Linked DNA regions of Homo sapiens: region 2 is linked to region 1. Evidence: read pairs that join two places in POLR2A ChIA-PET (ENCODE). Cell type or tissue: GM12878. All regions are shown on one strand. Links, peaks and the distances in the headings refer to the core of each region. The heading gives the core; the rest is flanking DNA.

What was found. Peaks named below come from ENCODE experiments on the same cell type or tissue, not always from the same donor. Only the 100,000 strongest peaks of a DNase experiment are listed, where the experiment ranks them.
Region 2: POLR2A ChIA-PET joins it to region 1 with 5 read pairs; 3 of 35 experiments call an interaction of 5 or more read pairs at or near these places.

Annotation. Positions count from the first base shown.
Region 1 is chr6:154,235,681-154,243,909 of GRCh38, reverse strand. All of the region lies in intron 5 of IPCEF1 (interaction protein for cytohesin exchange factors 1), which reads left to right. It also overlaps a transcript of OPRM1 not described here. Among named protein-coding and RNA genes, the nearest start is that of IPCEF1, 120 kb to the left of the region's middle. RefSeq lists a silencer at 4,248-4,448. In GM12878, for the core only: no CTCF peak of the experiment used is centred there; a DNase peak (open chromatin) is centred at 4,307; H3K4me3 peaks cover 686 bases; H3K27ac peaks cover 648 bases.
Region 2 is chr6:154,166,029-154,174,257 of GRCh38, reverse strand. IPCEF1 (interaction protein for cytohesin exchange factors 1) reads left to right here. Exons shown (of 12, transcript NM_001130700.2): 11 at 6,145-6,338. It also overlaps a transcript of OPRM1 not described here. Among named protein-coding and RNA genes, the nearest start is that of OPRM1, 130 kb to the right of the region's middle. In GM12878, for the core only: no CTCF peak of the experiment used is centred there; no DNase peak of the experiment used is centred there.

The DNA.
Region 1 (8,229 bases), core at 2,411-6,410:
ATATGCTCTCATTTACTCCTCAAAATCACCCTGAGAGGTAGTAGTTGTCTCCACATTTTGAAAGTGGGATAGACTGAAATGCAGAGAGATTGCGTCAATTGTCCCAAGTCACATGGGAGTAAATGGAAAAAAACAGATTCACATTCAGGTCCCTTGGACTCCTAAACCCATGACTTACAGCATGCCAATCCGACTCCCTCTCGGGCCAGGATACATGACACAATTAAGACCACCCTGTTTTCTGCCTTCAACGGGTTCTGAGAGAACAGCTCTGGAAATGAAATTTAGGGCAACTCTCCTTTGAAATTACATGTGATCTCATTGTCATTGAATCCCTTTGCTTTTCTCTCTCCGTCATTGCCTGACACTGCCTGGGAAGACCAGCCTCACCTCTCTTCTGTTTTATGCTATTGCTACCCAGTTACCCAATGCATAGTCTACCTTTTTCTTTCACCACACGTTGCTACTTCAAACTATACTACCTAGAATTCATTGAGAAAGGTCAAGTCCAGAGGCTCATCTGCCATTTTTCACGCCACAGAGTATGTGCTTAGTGTGACGCGGCACACAAGTCCTACAAAACCATATGCAAGTTTAACAGCCGTAGAAATCCAAGCTGGTAAAATCTTGGATTTAAAATCCACAGTTTTGTTTTCCCTTGCCCTTACAAGAAGGTACACGTTCACTTCCTGGTTTGTGGGAATCACCTTAACTGGTAACCTTTCTTATTTCCTCACACTTGTCAGCCCTACCCAGTTAAAGATGGCACTTCTTTCAATTCCTGTTAGCACGTGGGCTGGCTCTCTCTAAGCCTTCGCATATGCTGTTTCTCTGCTCAGAAAACTCTGTCTCCATGCCCTGAAGTCTTTCTCCTATCCAATTCCATCAAACTTATCCCTCCTTATAGGTCAAATTTTAGCTTAAATAGCCTTCTTCTAGAGGCACGTACCTTCTCCTTTGACCTAAATTTGGCTTCCTCTCTCTGCTGCCTGAGTGGCCTATACTTTTCTTTTCTTTTCTTTGAGACGGAGTCTTGCTCTATGGCCCAGGCTGGAGTACAATGGTGTTATCTCGGCTCACTGCAACCTCTGCCTCCCAGGATCAAGCGATTCTCATGCCTCAGCCTCCTTGAGTAGCTGGGATTACAGGTGTGCGCCACCATGCCCCGCTAATTTTTGTATTTTTAGTAGAGACAAGGTTTCACCACCTTGGCCAGGCTAGTCTCGAACTCCTGACCTCAAGTGATCCACCTGCCTTGGCCTCCCAAAGTGCTGGGATTACAGATGTGAGCCACCGCACTTGGCCTATACTTTTCTTACTATCATGCTTGTCCTCTTTTTTGAGTACTTGCTTGTCAGACTTGCTGTTTTCCATAATTGATCATTTCTGTAGGAGAAGATCATGGGTATATCTTCAGCAACTTACTCTGTGTCTGACAGTTAATAGGCTCTCAATTAATAGTTCTTAATTTCATATATAAATAAGAATTAAGAATCTTCGGCATTTACGTTGCCCATGGGAATTTCAAGAAATGGAGTCATGTGTAAGGACTGATTTTGACAGAAAATAGTTTTCCAGGAAAGGATTTCCACCTCTATTCTTAAAAACAGATATGGGAAAAGGAGCAATCTGAATTTGCTAGAAAGGCCCCAAGGTTCCGATTAGGTCCTGCACAGCTGCTCTCATTTTGCTAACACATTATTAGGATCTTTGAGAAGTAGAGGTGGGAGATGCGCATTCTGGGGACTAATGGGAACAAAGGAATGAAAATATAAACGAGCTGTGCCAACCCACTGTGTTAGCGATTATATTGAATTCTCATAATAGCCGAGCAAGATAGATTTTATTATTCCCATTTTTCAAGGGAGTTTACTGAAGCTCAGGGAATTTAAGTAACTTGCTCAAAGTCTCATAAGGAGTAAATAGCAGAACTGGGATTTAAAACAAAGGTTTCCCAACGACAAAGCCAGGCTCTTTTCCCCAGGCTGCATAGCTTCTCCATTTAGAGGTGACTTAGGGCCAGTGAATGGGGGACTGAGACATGTAGTGATAGTGTAGGAATGTGGGTTTGATCCAGCAGGCAGTAGGGAGCCACTGCCTATTCTTGAGCCGGAAGGTGAGCTCGTGAAATTGGCATGCGAAAAATATGAACCTAGCAGCAATAGATTGGATGTTTTGGAGAGTGAGGGAGCTGCCAGAAGGCCAGTTAGGAGATGGTGAGAAAATGCAGGCGTTCAGACATGAGCTCCTGGACTAGAGTGCCAACAGTGAGAATGTAGGGCGCACTACGCAAATAAAAAGGGGTGAGGTATGAAGAACGCTTGGATATAAGACACAAAAAATTTGAGGCTAAAATAAGCATGATTCCAAGTTTTAGAGCCTGGGGAGACTGGGAAAATAATATGAAAATTGAGGGACAAAGAGTTTGTGAGTAAGAAGGGTGGAATTTCATTTAGATTCACCGTCGCTTACTTTTTTGGTGTATTTTAGTTTTGTACATTGTTTCTTTGTATAAAATTATTAGATACTTGTGTTTTTTAGTTTTCATTTATTGACACCATGTGTGCCATTGCATCACCAGTTCAAGGAAGCTTGAGGCCCCTGAGCCTTGACTAGAAAAAATGAATCATCCAACTATCTGTTTCTCTCTCTCTCTTTTTTTTTTTTTTTTTTTTGAGATGGAGTCTCACTTTGTTGCTAGGCTGAAGTGCAGTGGCGCGATCTCGGCTCACTGCAACCTCCGCCTCCCGGGTTCAAGCGATTCTCCTGCCTCAGCCTCCTGAGTAGCTGGGATTACAGGCGTGCACCACCACGCCCAGCTAAGTTTTGTATTTTTAGTAGAGACGGGGTTTCACCATGTTGGCCAGGATGGTCTCGATCTCTTGACCTCATGATTTGCCCGCCTCAGTCTCCCAAAGTGCTGGGATTACAGGCATGAGCCACCGCACCTGGCCCCAACTATCTATTTCATAAAAACTTTAGACAAACTGAAGAGGTTTGTAGGTTAATATCTGGTTTTGTATATATTACAGAGACTTTAATGTTCTTTGAGGCCCCAATATGTCTGTACAATTGTGATTGTGTTTCTCCTTTGCTTTCTGAATTGTGAAAGTTTTGCATGTTTGGGGATTGAAGTAACTGTCTGCATGAGATGTGTTCCATCTCTAGCTGCATGCACACTTCATGTGAATTTCAGAGGCTCTTATCTTTGGAAGGCATATTTCTTGAAATCAGTTTTATGAGAATCTCTATAGTGAAGATCTAATCACTTTTTACATTGGGCAGAATTACCCATGTAGAAAATGTTACTTGAAAGTCAAAATTTTCTCTTTTCATGAGACAGCTATTCTGCAAGTTTCAGTAAATATAGAGTACCTTTTTTTTTTTCAGCTCAAGAAAAATAAAGAACAGATTAATTTTCCCTGGGAAAGTGACATTAAGTCTTCTGAACCTTTCATCAGTAGGCATAGATTAGCATACATTTTGGAAAATGTCTGAGTGAGTTTACAATAGATTCAAAAAAATTTTATAGGAATTTATGAATACATTAGTCATAGCTTATTATATTCTTTCTCCCCCAGCTACAACATAAGCAGCAGAGGACGTATTCTTTACTTGTCTGATTTAAACTGTGTTTCTGTATCCTAGAAGTTGGCAGGTACAGAGCATGTACCAGTATTTTTTGAAGGAATTGCTTAATTATTACATTACTTAATTATCAATTAGTTGTATGAATTAACTAATTAAATTGAGCATTATTATTGAACACTGATGTGTTCCCAGACTTCTACCAAAATGAGAATTATGGGCTTTTAATTTATTTGAACTCTATATTTATTGTCTTAGCCAAGAACCAGCCTCTGAGCGTATCCCAAACAAAATTCCAATGTTTTGAAATGTTTCTTCAAGGTTGGGTGCTGTGGCTCACGCCTGTAGTCCCAGCACTTTGGGTGGCTGAGGTGGGCAGATCACTGAAGGTCAGGAGTTCAAGATCAGCCTGGCCAACATGGTGAAACCCCCCTCTACTAAAAATATAAAAATTAGCCAAGCGTGGTGGATATGCCTGTAGTCCCACCTACTTGGGAGACTGAGGCAAGAGAATTGCTTGAACATGGGAGGCGGAGGTTGCAGTTAGCCGAGATCACATCACTGCACTCCAGCCTGGGTGACAGAGCGAGACTGCGTCTCAAAAAAAAAAGTTTCTTCAGTGAAGACAATTCAAACTAACCATGTGAAATTGATGAACTTTTGGCCAACATATGGGTTCCTAGAATTTGCATTAGAAAGGAGAATGAGAAGGTGGAATGTTGACATGTCTGGACAGGGCAAAACGTGACATTTCAGCAGCTGTAGGTGACCGGTTTACCGCAAGACAATGACTCATGGATCAAAGGGGTAAAAATGCTTGCTTAGTTAACATTTGGAAACCTAAATGTTAGAATGATTGAGGACTTTCTTGAATTCTGTTACTTCTGACATTCTAATTTCACATGTGTGGAAATGAATTTTTAAATGGACATTTAGTTTATTTATTGTCTATAATGTATTATTGTGTTCTAACAATTATTTTCCTTTGCAGATCCTTGAATGTATTTCTAAAATAATGGTTCCCCTGTCATAGCTTTATGGCCACATTATCTGTAGTTGGGATGGGCAGTTCTCAATAACTTCTTGTTGTAATGTGGGAACAATTGCTCATGTTGCCAATATTATTTTCCTTTAAATTCTTTCCAAACTTTTCAAAATTAACTGTGGAACACCGAGAGCCAGGAAATGTTGGTTTCTTTTGTCTTGTTCTCAGAAGGCAGTGATATGCTTGGGCATTGCCAGAGTGAATGCCATGGCTGAGGTATTTTAGAGGACAGTCTTCTTAGCTCACAGCAGTGAAATGCCCACTCAGGGGATACAGCTTCCTTCTTTTCTCTGGTGGACAGTGCATAGTACTTTTGTCGGTGTTTCCACAACTTCTTTTTTTTTTTAAAAAAAACAACAATATAGAATCCAACTTTTTACTTTTTGGAAATTTAAAGTAACTGAAAAATGCTTTAAAAGATTATACAATAGGGCCAGGCATGGTGGCTCACGCCTGTAATCCCAGCACTTTGGGAAGCTGAGATGGGAGGATCACTTGAGGCCAGGAGTTTGAGACCAGTTTGGTCAACATGGTGAGACCCCATCTCTTAAAAAACAGCTAAAAATAAAAATAAAAATTATAAAAAAGGTTATACAGTAGTATGTGCTCATAGGAAAAATTTGAAAATAGAAGTAAGCGAAATAAAAAAAGAAGACAGACATGGAAGCAAACACACAGAGAGAAATAAATGAATTAAGATCATACAGGCTTGGCCGGGTGTAGTGGCTCATGCCTATGATCCCAGCACTTTGGAAGGCCAAGACAGGCAGATCACCTGAGGTCGGGAGTTTGAGACCAGCCTGACCAACATGGAGAAACCCTGTCTGTATTAAAATATATATATATATACAAAATTAGCCCAGTATGGTGGTGCATGCCTGTAATTCCAGCTACTTGGGAGAGTGAGGCAGGAGAATCGCTTGAACCTGGGAGGCAGAGGTTGCAGTGAGCCGAGACAGCGCCATTGCACTCTAGCCTGGGCAACAAGAGTGAAACTCCATCTAAAAAATAAATAAATAAATAAAGGTTCCTACCACCATGGCACGAGTTTAGACATTTTGTTGTATGTGTTTCCAAGCATTTGTTTCTATGTTTTACAAAAATAAAATAATATCATACATGATGCTGTTGTCACTTGATTGTCTCACTAAGTAATACATAGAAACATATTTCCATGTTGATACATGTATATCCACAACATCATTTCTGATGGCTGTAAGAATTATATATGCATATATGATAGTTGATTTGCCAATGCATAGAATCTAAAATCAAAAATGGCTTTTATCCTAAAATCGTTTAAAATCGTTAACAGGAAATAGAGTACATAAGTGCACACACACTAACTTAAAAATAAATTGATATATATTGAATTGATATTTATAGTGCATAAATGTATAAGTATTGACACATATATAGATATGTATGTGTATAAATATTAACATATATATAGATATGCATGTGTATAAACATACATATGTATATGTGTGTGTATATAATTTCATCATTCTTGAAGCAAGCCAGCAGTAAGGTGGATTTCGGCAGCATGGTATAAGGGACAAATGGCACCTGGATTCTAATCCTGTACTTTATTATGAGGTCTTGTAGCTCTAAGTCAGTGATGCAAATGTCTATGCGTCTATTTTCTTGCAAGTAAATGTTGACCAAGAACACTATCTCTATATTATTCAAAGCTACTTTGAGAAGATTGAGTGCAGCTAAAAGCAATATTTAAAAAATCAAAGGAATGTATACAAACAAAAGCAATGTGTTTGCCTAAATATTGAGATTTTAGGATGCAGGAGAATTGTGCTAGGAATTTTCAGATACCAGGAATGGTTTTTCTCAGTGACTATGATCTGTCCTGTGTAAGAAAGTCCAAAAATACACCTACCGACCCCGTGTAAAGGATGATTTTAAGCTACAAGATGGGAATGGACTAGAAGACATTGGGTACTTGTCAATACAGCGTTTTCCACCCTGGAGGAAGAGTTCAGTTAACACATGAGTTAATGGTGAGGGTGTGGGCACATTTCCCAAGCAACAGAATGCCAAGTGGCCCATGGGATGAGCTGAACTTTTCATTAGGTTTGAGGATTTTCCTGAGAAGTCTTTATTTGAAGATTTATCATCTGTCTGGAGCAAGCTCTTTTAAGGGTCAGGTTCCAGCTGCTTCTTCTACAGACAAGCTAATTGATAGACTCATCTGTCACTGTGCTGCTGTGTTTAATCTTCCATAGAGCATGTTTCAAGAAGATTTCAAAAGGAAACCATAGAGAGGAAAGTTTAAACAAATATTGAATATTTCTGTAAGGAGTCAGAATTTAGGGAAACATGTTTGAAACGATGTCTTTAAAAAAGATGCAAGGAAAAGGCACGCTGCAGGGGAAGATAACCCTGGGCTCACAATGTAGAATCTCTACATTCCCTTGAAAGAGAACGCACCCAATTTTAATTCTACCCTGATTCTACCCTGATGCTGAGGCTCCTTGACAATCTAGGCAAACCACCCACCATCTCTGGGCCTCGCCTCTATGTCTGTTCAACAGAAGCATGAATAGATGTCTGTTACCTGTGAAAGAGATGGTGCTCATTAACAGCAGGTCAGCCACTGATATTTTCACACCTTGAATCTTGTAAAACTTACCTTGGAAAATGCATTTTCATTCTTCACTGACAAATAACGATTTCAGAGTAGTAGCTTTAAAATTAAATGTTTTTTAATGAAGTTTACCATCTTAGCCATTTTTAAGGGTACAGTTGAGTGGCATTGCTTAATTTCTTATTACTGTGCAACCGTCAGCATCATCCATCTCCAGAACTCTTTTCGTCTTGCAAAACTGAGACTCTGTACCTATTAAATAATAAGTCTCCATTCCTTCTCCTCCCAGTCCCTGGCAACCACCATTCTCCTCTCTGTCTCTACGAATTTGACTACTGTAGTTCCCTCCTATAAGTGGAATCATACAATATTTATCCTTTTGTGACTGGCCTATTTTACTTAGCATAATGTCTTCAAGGTTCATCCATGTGGTAGCAGGTCTCAGAATTGTCTTCCTTTTTAAGCTGAATCTTATCCCCTTGATGTGTGTACCACATTTTGTTTATTGACTCATATTTGTTGACAGACACTTGGGTCGCTTCTACCTTTTGGCTATTGTGAATAATGCCAATATTCACAATAGAGATGAGACTCTGCTTTCAATTCCCTTGGTTTTATACCTAGAGGTGGAATTGCTGGATCATATGGTAGTTCTATCTTAATTGTTTTTGAGGCGCTACCATGCTATTTTGCATAGCAGCTACACTGTTTTACATTCCCAACCATAGAACTGGAACACAAGGGTTCCATTTTCTCTACATCCTCAACAGTGCTTGTCACTTAATTAATTAATTATTTACAGTCGCCATCCTAATGGCTGTGAGGTACCATCACACGGTGGCTTTGATTTGCCTTTTCCTAATGACTAGTGACCTTGAGCAACTTTCGCATGTGCTTATTGGCCATTTCCATATCTTCTTGGGAGAAATGTCTTTTGCCATTTTTGAACCAGATTTTCTTAGTGGTGGTGGTGGTGTATTTTAATAGTACAGAC
Region 2 (8,229 bases), core at 1,676-5,675, 69 kb after region 1:
CAGTTTCTTCCTAGCATTGATGGTCTTTACAATTTGGCATGTTTTTGCAGTGGCTGGTACCAGTTGTGTCTTTCCATGTTTAGTACTTCCTTCAGGAGCTCTTGTAAGGCAGGCCTGGTGGTGACAAAATCTCTCAGCATTTGCTTGTCTGTAAAGGACTTTATTTCTCCTTCACTTATGAAGCTTAGTTTGGCTGGATATGAAATTCTGGGTTGGAAATTCTTTCCTTTAAGAATGTTGAATATTGGCCCCCACTCTCTTCTGGCTTGTAGGGTTTCTGTCGAGAGATCCACTGTTAGTCTGATGGGCTTCCCTTTGTAGGTAACCCAACCTTTCTCTCTGACTGCCCTTAACATTTTTTCCTTCATTTCAACCTTGATGAATCTCACAGTTATGTGTCTTGGGGTTGCTCTTCTCAAGGAGTATCTTTGTGGCGTTCTCTGTATTTCCTGAATTTGAATGTTGACCTGCCTTGCTAGGTTGGGGAAGTTCTCCTGGATAATATCCTGAAGAGTGTTTTCCAATTTGGTCCCATTCTCCCCGTCACTTTCAGTTACACCAATCAAATGTAGATTTGGTCTTTTCACATAATCCCATATTTCTTGGAGGCTTTGTTCGTTTCTTTTCATTCTTTTTTCTATAATCTTGTCTTCTCACTTTATTTCATTAATTTGATCTTCAATCACTGATCCCCTTTCTTCCACTTGATTGAATCGGCTGTTGAAGCTTGTGTATGCTTCACGAAGTTCTTGTACTGTGGTTTTCAGCACCAAAAGATCATTTAAACTCTTCTCTACACTGGCTATTCTAGTTAGTCATTCATCTAATCTTTTTTTCAAGGTTTTTAGCATCCTTGCAATGGGTTAGAACATGCTTCTTTAGCTCAGAGAAGTTTGTTATTACCCACCTTCTGAAGCCTACTTCTGTCAACTCATCAAATTCATTCTCCATCCAGTTTTGTTCCCTTGCTGGTGAGGAGTTGTGTTCCTTTGGAGGAGAAGAGGTGTTCTGGTTTTTGGAATTTTCAGCCTTTCCACTCTGGTTTCTCCCCATTTTTGAGGTTTTATCTACCTTTGGTCTTAGGTGTTGGTGACCTACGGATGGGGTTTTGATGTGGACTTCCTTTTTGTTGATGTTGATGCTATTTCTTTCTGTTTGTTAGTTTTCCTTGTAACAGACAGGACCCTCAGCTGCACGTCTGTTGGAGTTTGCTGCAGGTGCACTCCAGACCCTGTTTGCCTGGGTATCACCAGCGGAGGCTGCAGAACAGCAAGTATTGCTGCCTGATCCTTCCTCTGGAAGCTTTGCCCCAGAGGGGCACCCACTGATATGAGGTGTCTGTCAGCCCCTACTGGGAGGTGAGGCTCCAGTCAGGCTACATGAGGGTCAGGGACCCACTTGAGGAAGTGGTCTGTCCGTTATCAGAGATCGAATGCCGTGCTGGGAGAACCACTGCTCTCTTCAGAGCTGTCAGGCAAGGACACTTAAATCTGCAGAAGTTGTCTGCTGCCTTTTGTTCAGATATGCCCTGCCCCCAGAGGTGGAATCTAGAGAGGCAGCAGGCCTTGCTGAGCTGCAGTGGGCTCCGCCCAGTTCGAGCTTCCCTGCTGCTTTGTTTACACTGTGAGCATAGAACCACCTACTCAAGCCTCAGCAATGGTGGATGCCCCTCCCCTTGCCAAGCTCCAGCATCCCAGGACAATCTCAGACTGCTGTGCTAGCAGCAAGCAAGGCTCCATGGGTGTGGGACCCACCGAGCCAGGCATGGGAGGGAATCTCCTGGTCTGCTGGTTGCGAAGACTGTGGGAAAAGCACAGTATTTGGGTAGAAGTGTATCATTCCTCCAGGTACGGTTACTCATGGCTTCCCTTGGCTAGGAAAGGGAAATCCCCCGACCCCTTGTGTTTCCCAGGTGAGGTGACACCCAGCCCTGCTTCAGCTCACCCTCCATGGGCTGCACCCACTGTCCAACCAGTCCCAATGAGATGAACCAGGTACTTCAGTTGGGAATGCAGAAATCACCTGTCTTCTGCATTGATTTCACTGGGAGTTGTAGACTGGAGCTGTTCCTATTTGGCTATCTTGGAAGCAATGATAATAATTTTTACTGTGACATAATTACAAACAAAATGTTTTAGTCAAAAATATTTTTTTCTTTTAGTGGCTCAATTGGTAAGTTGTTTTCTATCACAATCTTTAGTAGCACAATGTAGCTACTTGGTGAACACAGAGAAATGTAAAGAAACCATTCTATTTATCTTTGTCATACTCTTGTTTGGTTTGCTTGTTGATGTTTGTTAAACATATATTCCTTAATTCAAAAATACTGTGGTATTGAAAGCTATGTGTTTATGCCTTAATCTAAGTAGAATTCTACCTTGTTAGCTGTATTTTTTTAAAAAGTAAAAGGACATGTAAAATTACTGTGTCTTAAAACTGAAAACTCTAAGTCTTCAATCCTAATGCCCCCCTTCAGGAGTCAGATTTCTTTCCACTTAACTTCTTTAAGACTTTCCAGTGTCTCCAGCTTGACCCCATGACTGTGGCCATGCTTAGTATTTCTGCTATGTAGCATCAGCTCTCATGACAATCTCATAAATGACTACTTTTTATAGTTTTATTGAGATATATTTCACATACCATAACATTCACACATGAAAGTGTACAGTTCATTGGTTTTTAGTATATTTGGAATTGTGCAGCTGTCATCACAATCTAATTTTGGAACATTTCAGCATCACAAAAAGAAATCCTTACACATTAGCTGCCATTCTCCACTCCTGCTTGTCCCCTCCCAGACCCCAGGCAATTATTATTCTGGTTTCTGTCTCTGTGGGTTCATCTAATCTGGACATTTCATATAAATGGAATCACGCAATATGTGGTTGTTTGTGACTGGCTTCTTTTACTTAGCAAAATGTTTTCAAGGTTCACCCATGTTGAAGTATTGTGGACAACTGAGTATTTATTTTAATTATTGAATACTATTCTGTCACATGCAAATGCCACATTTTGTTTATCCTTTCATCAGCTGATGAACATTTAGGATCTTCCCAAGTTGAGTCTGTTATGAATAATGCTGCCGTGAACATTCATGTACAATTTTTGTGTGAATATATGTTTTCAATTCTCTTGGGTATTTATGTAGGAGTGTAATTGCTGGGGCACATGCTAAACTCCATGAGAAATGGACAAACTATTTTCTAAAGTGGCAACTCAATTAGCTGAGCATGGTGGCATGCACCTGTAGTCCCAGCTACTTGAGAGGCTGAGGCAGGAGAATCTAGTGAGTCCAGGAGTTCAAGGCTGCAATGAGCTATGATCATGCCACTGCACTCCAGCCCAGGTGATAGACCAAGACCCTGTCTTTAAAAAATAAACAATAAAATAAAAGTAGCAGCTCTGTTTTACATTCCCACTAACAATGTATGAGGGTTCCAATTTATCCACATCCTCATCCACACTTACTACTGTCTGTCTTTTTAATTGTAGCCACCCTGGGTGTGAAGGGACATCTCATGATGGTTTTGGCTTGCATTTCCCTCATGACTGATGATACTGAGCATCTTTTCATGTGCTTATTGACAAAAGCCCACTTTTGATGTCTGCACACGGTGTGAGCCAAAAGTCTAATTGTCTTCAGATGTAGTTTTGAGTATTTTCTTCCCTTTTGTGAGACGGTTTGGTAGAGAAAAAGGAGGTTGTGCTGATGAACATTTTAAGTCAGCTATGAAGTGAGTGCATCATCTTTGCTTTCTGTTTTATGAAAGAGTATTGGTGACTTTCTGGGATGGATAGGGGAAACTAATTCTTGCATAAAGGTTTCTAATCGTAGAGGAGTAAACTCTAAGGCATGTGAAGTTTGCTTGGTTTTGATGCTCCTAGGTCACCATTATATGCTTTTCTCCACCCTATGGAGAGGCTGTTTTTCTAGTTCCTCTAATGCCATACTTTCTATAGAGTCCTCTTTCAAGCTGGTTCTTTGGACAGGAAGTGAAACATATAAACATTAAGGAGTATGTGGTGGAAAAAGAAATCTCATTGTATTTCTTTCCCAAGCTTTCTTCCAAGGAATAAAGGAAAAATAGACTAACGTTCTTAGTGAGAAATTAAAGCAACATCAAAGGATGAAGATTTTCTTTGAGTAACCTCTGTATCATTTGAGGCCCTTCCAGGTGCATATGATTGGAAACCAAAGCCAGGGTAGCTTAACATGGGTAACATATTAGCTCCCACAGGCTGAGAGGGCTCCAACGGTATCATCAAGATCTGTGTCTCAGAATGGGTTGGCTTCCATATCATTATTCTTGGGATACTTCCTGGAAACTTCCAGCTCACACTATCACAACATTCAGCTTAAGAAAAAAGAGAGATTACTTATCTGATACTCCAAAGTCTTGGAACTGAGTCTCCTTGGCCCCAAATGGCCTGACCAGAGGCACATGTTTATCTCTGAATCAGTGACTGTGGCCAGAATGGTGGAACTGCCATTGGCCTCGTCTAGTCCACATGGTCCCCAGTAGATCCTGTGGTGGAGTGGCTTCACTGCAATCATGTGGGCCGAGGCTGGCAAAGTGTGGTTAGGAAGGGAGATGGAGTCTGTGTGGCAAGATGAGGAATGATCACTTTCTACTCAAAACCACAGACCACAGACAGGTTTCTTCTCTCCAAGGGTAGTTCTGGGAAGGACATTAAGCAATCATCTAGGGCAGTAGTTCTCAAACTTTAGCATGTGTATAATTTGCTAGGGCTTATTTGTCCCACACTGTGTTTTAGAAGCAGATATTTGTCGACTTGCATGGGTTTAAAGATGGAGATGAATTTTGTCTCAGGATGAATCACTCCCCCACTGAGTTTCAGCAATACCTGGTTTAGATGATATTTTGTGTGTGTGTGTGTGACAGAGTCTCACTCTGTAGCCCAGGCTGGAGTGCAGTGGTGTGATCTCAGCTCACTGCAACCTCCACCTCCCAGGCTCAAGTGATTCTCGTGTCTCAGTCTCCTGAGTAGCTGGGATGACAGGCACGCACCACCACACCCAGCTAATTTTTTGTATTTTAGTAGACAACGGGTTTTACCATGTTGTCAAGTGTGGTCTCAAACTCCTGAGCTCAGGCGATCCTCCTGCCTTGGCCTCCCAAAGTGTTGGGATTACAGGCGTGAGCCACCACACCCAGCCTGGATGATATTTGGGTGAGCTTTTGGTCTTAGAGTTGATGGTGGAATGGGTTAAGACTTTTGGAGTTGTTGGGATGAGGTGAATATATTGCACGTGAGAAACACATGAATTTAGGAGGCCGGAGGGTGGACTATGTATGGGTTGAATTGTGTCCCTCTAAAATTCATATGTTGGGCTGGGCGTGGTGGCTCACACCTGTAATCCCAGCACTTTGGGAGGCCAAGGTGGGCGGATCACCCAAAGTCAGGAGTTCAAGACCAGCCTGGGCAACATGGTGAAACCCTGTCTGTACTAAAAATATAAAAATGAGCCGGGCATGGTGGCAGGTGCCTGTAATCCCAGCTACTTGGGAGGCTGAGACAGGAGAATCACTTGAACCTGGGAGGTGTAGGTTTCAGTGAGCCAAGATTGTGCCATTTCACTTTAGCCTGGGCAACAGCAGTAAAACTCCGTCTCAAAAAAAATAATAATAAAATTAATTAATTAATTAATAAAATTCGTATGTTGACGTCCTAACCCCTAATACCTCAGAATGTGACCTTATTGGGAAATGGGGTTGTTGCAGATTTAACTAGTTAAGATGAGTTAATAGGGCAGGTTTCTAATCCAACATGACTGATACCCTCATAAATAGGGGGAGTTTGGACACAGAGACATGCATGCAGGGAACACCCCATGTGAATATTGGAGTTATACTGCCACAAACCAAAAAACCACTTGAAGCCAGGAGAGAGGCTTGGAATAACTCCTTCCCTGGTGCCTTCACAGGGAACGTGGCTCTGCAGTAACAAAGTATCGCAAACTGGGTGGCTTAGACAGCAAACATTTATTGTCTTTCAGTTCCGGAGAGAAGTCTGAGATGAGGGTGCCAGTGGGGCCGTGCCTTGGGACCACAGTATTGAATGTTCTCTCCTTGATTTTTCACTGGGTTTATTGTTACTGCTTTCTTTTTTTTTTTCAAATAGAAGAGACAAAAGTGTCTGAAGATGATGAAATGGAGAAGCTGTACAAATCATTAGAGCAAGCTAGTCTATCTCCTCTTGGGGACCGACGACCTTCGACTAAAAAGGAGTTGAGAAAATCCTTTGTTAAGCGGTGTAAAAATCCATCTATAAACGAGAAACTCCACAAAATCCGAACATTGAATAGCACATTAAAGGTAACAAAATTTCAAATTGTGGATGAACTCTATGGATGTGGGGCAAGGAACGGCTGGTTCTGCAGAGAGATTCTTGCTAATCACAGCATGTTTGTGTGGTTGCAGGGAAGGGCTGTAAAAGTAAATATAACCTTTATAGGGCAAGATGATCTTGACGTTCTTAAAGCACTAGGACATTCACACAGTAGCGCCCAAGGCAGTTTTTCACAATAGGCCTTGATGTTTGCATTCACTCTGATATAAAATTTCAAATTTTAAGCTTCTGGACAGCAAGGACCATGCATAATTTGTTTTTTAACCCTTATACCTAGCACAGTACCTGGTTCAATAAATGTTGATGAGAGACAGAGATCATCAACTGGTGAGAATAAACAGTCGTATAAATAAGATCTCGAATTTTCATCTGATTCATACAAGGGTACCAGTCTTCAGGACTGCATCCAGAAGGAAATGTCTTGATTTCAGCTGCAGCAAAGATGTAGTGATTGTCAGCTGTGGGCACTGCAGCCAAGGAGCACCATGAGAGCCCGACAGTGGGAAGTACACACTCTGTGGTAATAGACCAGCAGATGTTTTCACAATGGGAATAAGGGAAAGTGTACAGGAAGTACTGAAGCTATTTTCAGGCCCTCCCTGAGCTGAAATGGTTCTTCATAACAAAAGTGTCCTGCTTTCACATTTAGATTATAACATGAACAGGTGGAGGCCAGGATACTTTGTAAAATGCTCCTGATTTAGCAGACGATTTATCTGAAAAGCTTTGATAGATTCTGTAAGTGAATTTTGTTTTGTCTGTGGCCTTTGGCATTAAGAACTTAAGTCATTTTCCAGGAAGAAATGTCAGCAATTGAAAGGACAAGGCTACAAAGGCAGGCTGAGTGGCTCTTAGGCGTCCCAGTTAGTCAGTAGAACATCTGAACACCCTAAAAGGCTACAAAAATGAGGCCAGAATGGAAAAAGAAAGTAAATTTTAATTATACAAAGATAATACAAATGCAGAGAAATTCACTCTTATTTAATATTAAAATTTTTATCGATAATAAAAGATATCACTGGCCGCCATTTCACAGTATGTACGAAGCTGATGAATATATTTGATTATTCAATGTAATATGTCATAGCGTGTTGGGATTTTACTGTCTTCTTTGTCTGTGATAGCTGATATGAGTGAGTAAAGTTTTCATTGAGCAAGTATTTCCTGACTCTTACTATGTACCAGCCACTATTCTAGGTGACTGGGACCATTGAATGGACTCTACCGGTGTAGAAACAGAGGAAAACAAATACATGATTAAAATGAAGTGCAAAAATACTCTGGTTGAGATGTGCTCAGGGTGCTTTGGTGGTCCAAGGGGGACAGTGGATTACTGGAGGCATTAGGAACACTGTCACGAAATCCGTGAGTCAGGAAGAAATGAATACCAAGGGAAGGACATTCAAGGAAATGGAATGTCTGTCAACGGATAATAAGCTGTAGTTCCACGTTGGGAGAAGCAGGAAGTAGAGGCCGCGGAGAGCATGTGCAGTTTGAGTCATTAGTAGAAGGAGAAAGGCTGTGGCCTCAGGCCTTCCACAGAGCAGCAGACTCAGGATTCTAGATCTTTACGGCACCATGCCCTCACCTGGCCACTGGGGGGCCAACTTTGTGAAAAGAATTAGTGTTACCATTCCCTATGGGTCTCTGTGACCTCGTCATTGGTGAATTCAGCAGCTTTTGCTTTTCTGTCAGTGTATCGGTTATCCAGTGCTAGGTAACAAATTATCCCAAAGCTTAGCAACTCCAAACAATCAGCATTTATTATTTCAAAGTGTCTGTGGCCAGGAATCTGGGTGTGGCTTGCTCAAATGCCTCTGCCCCCAGGTCTCTCACAAGGCTGTGATCAAGCTGTCA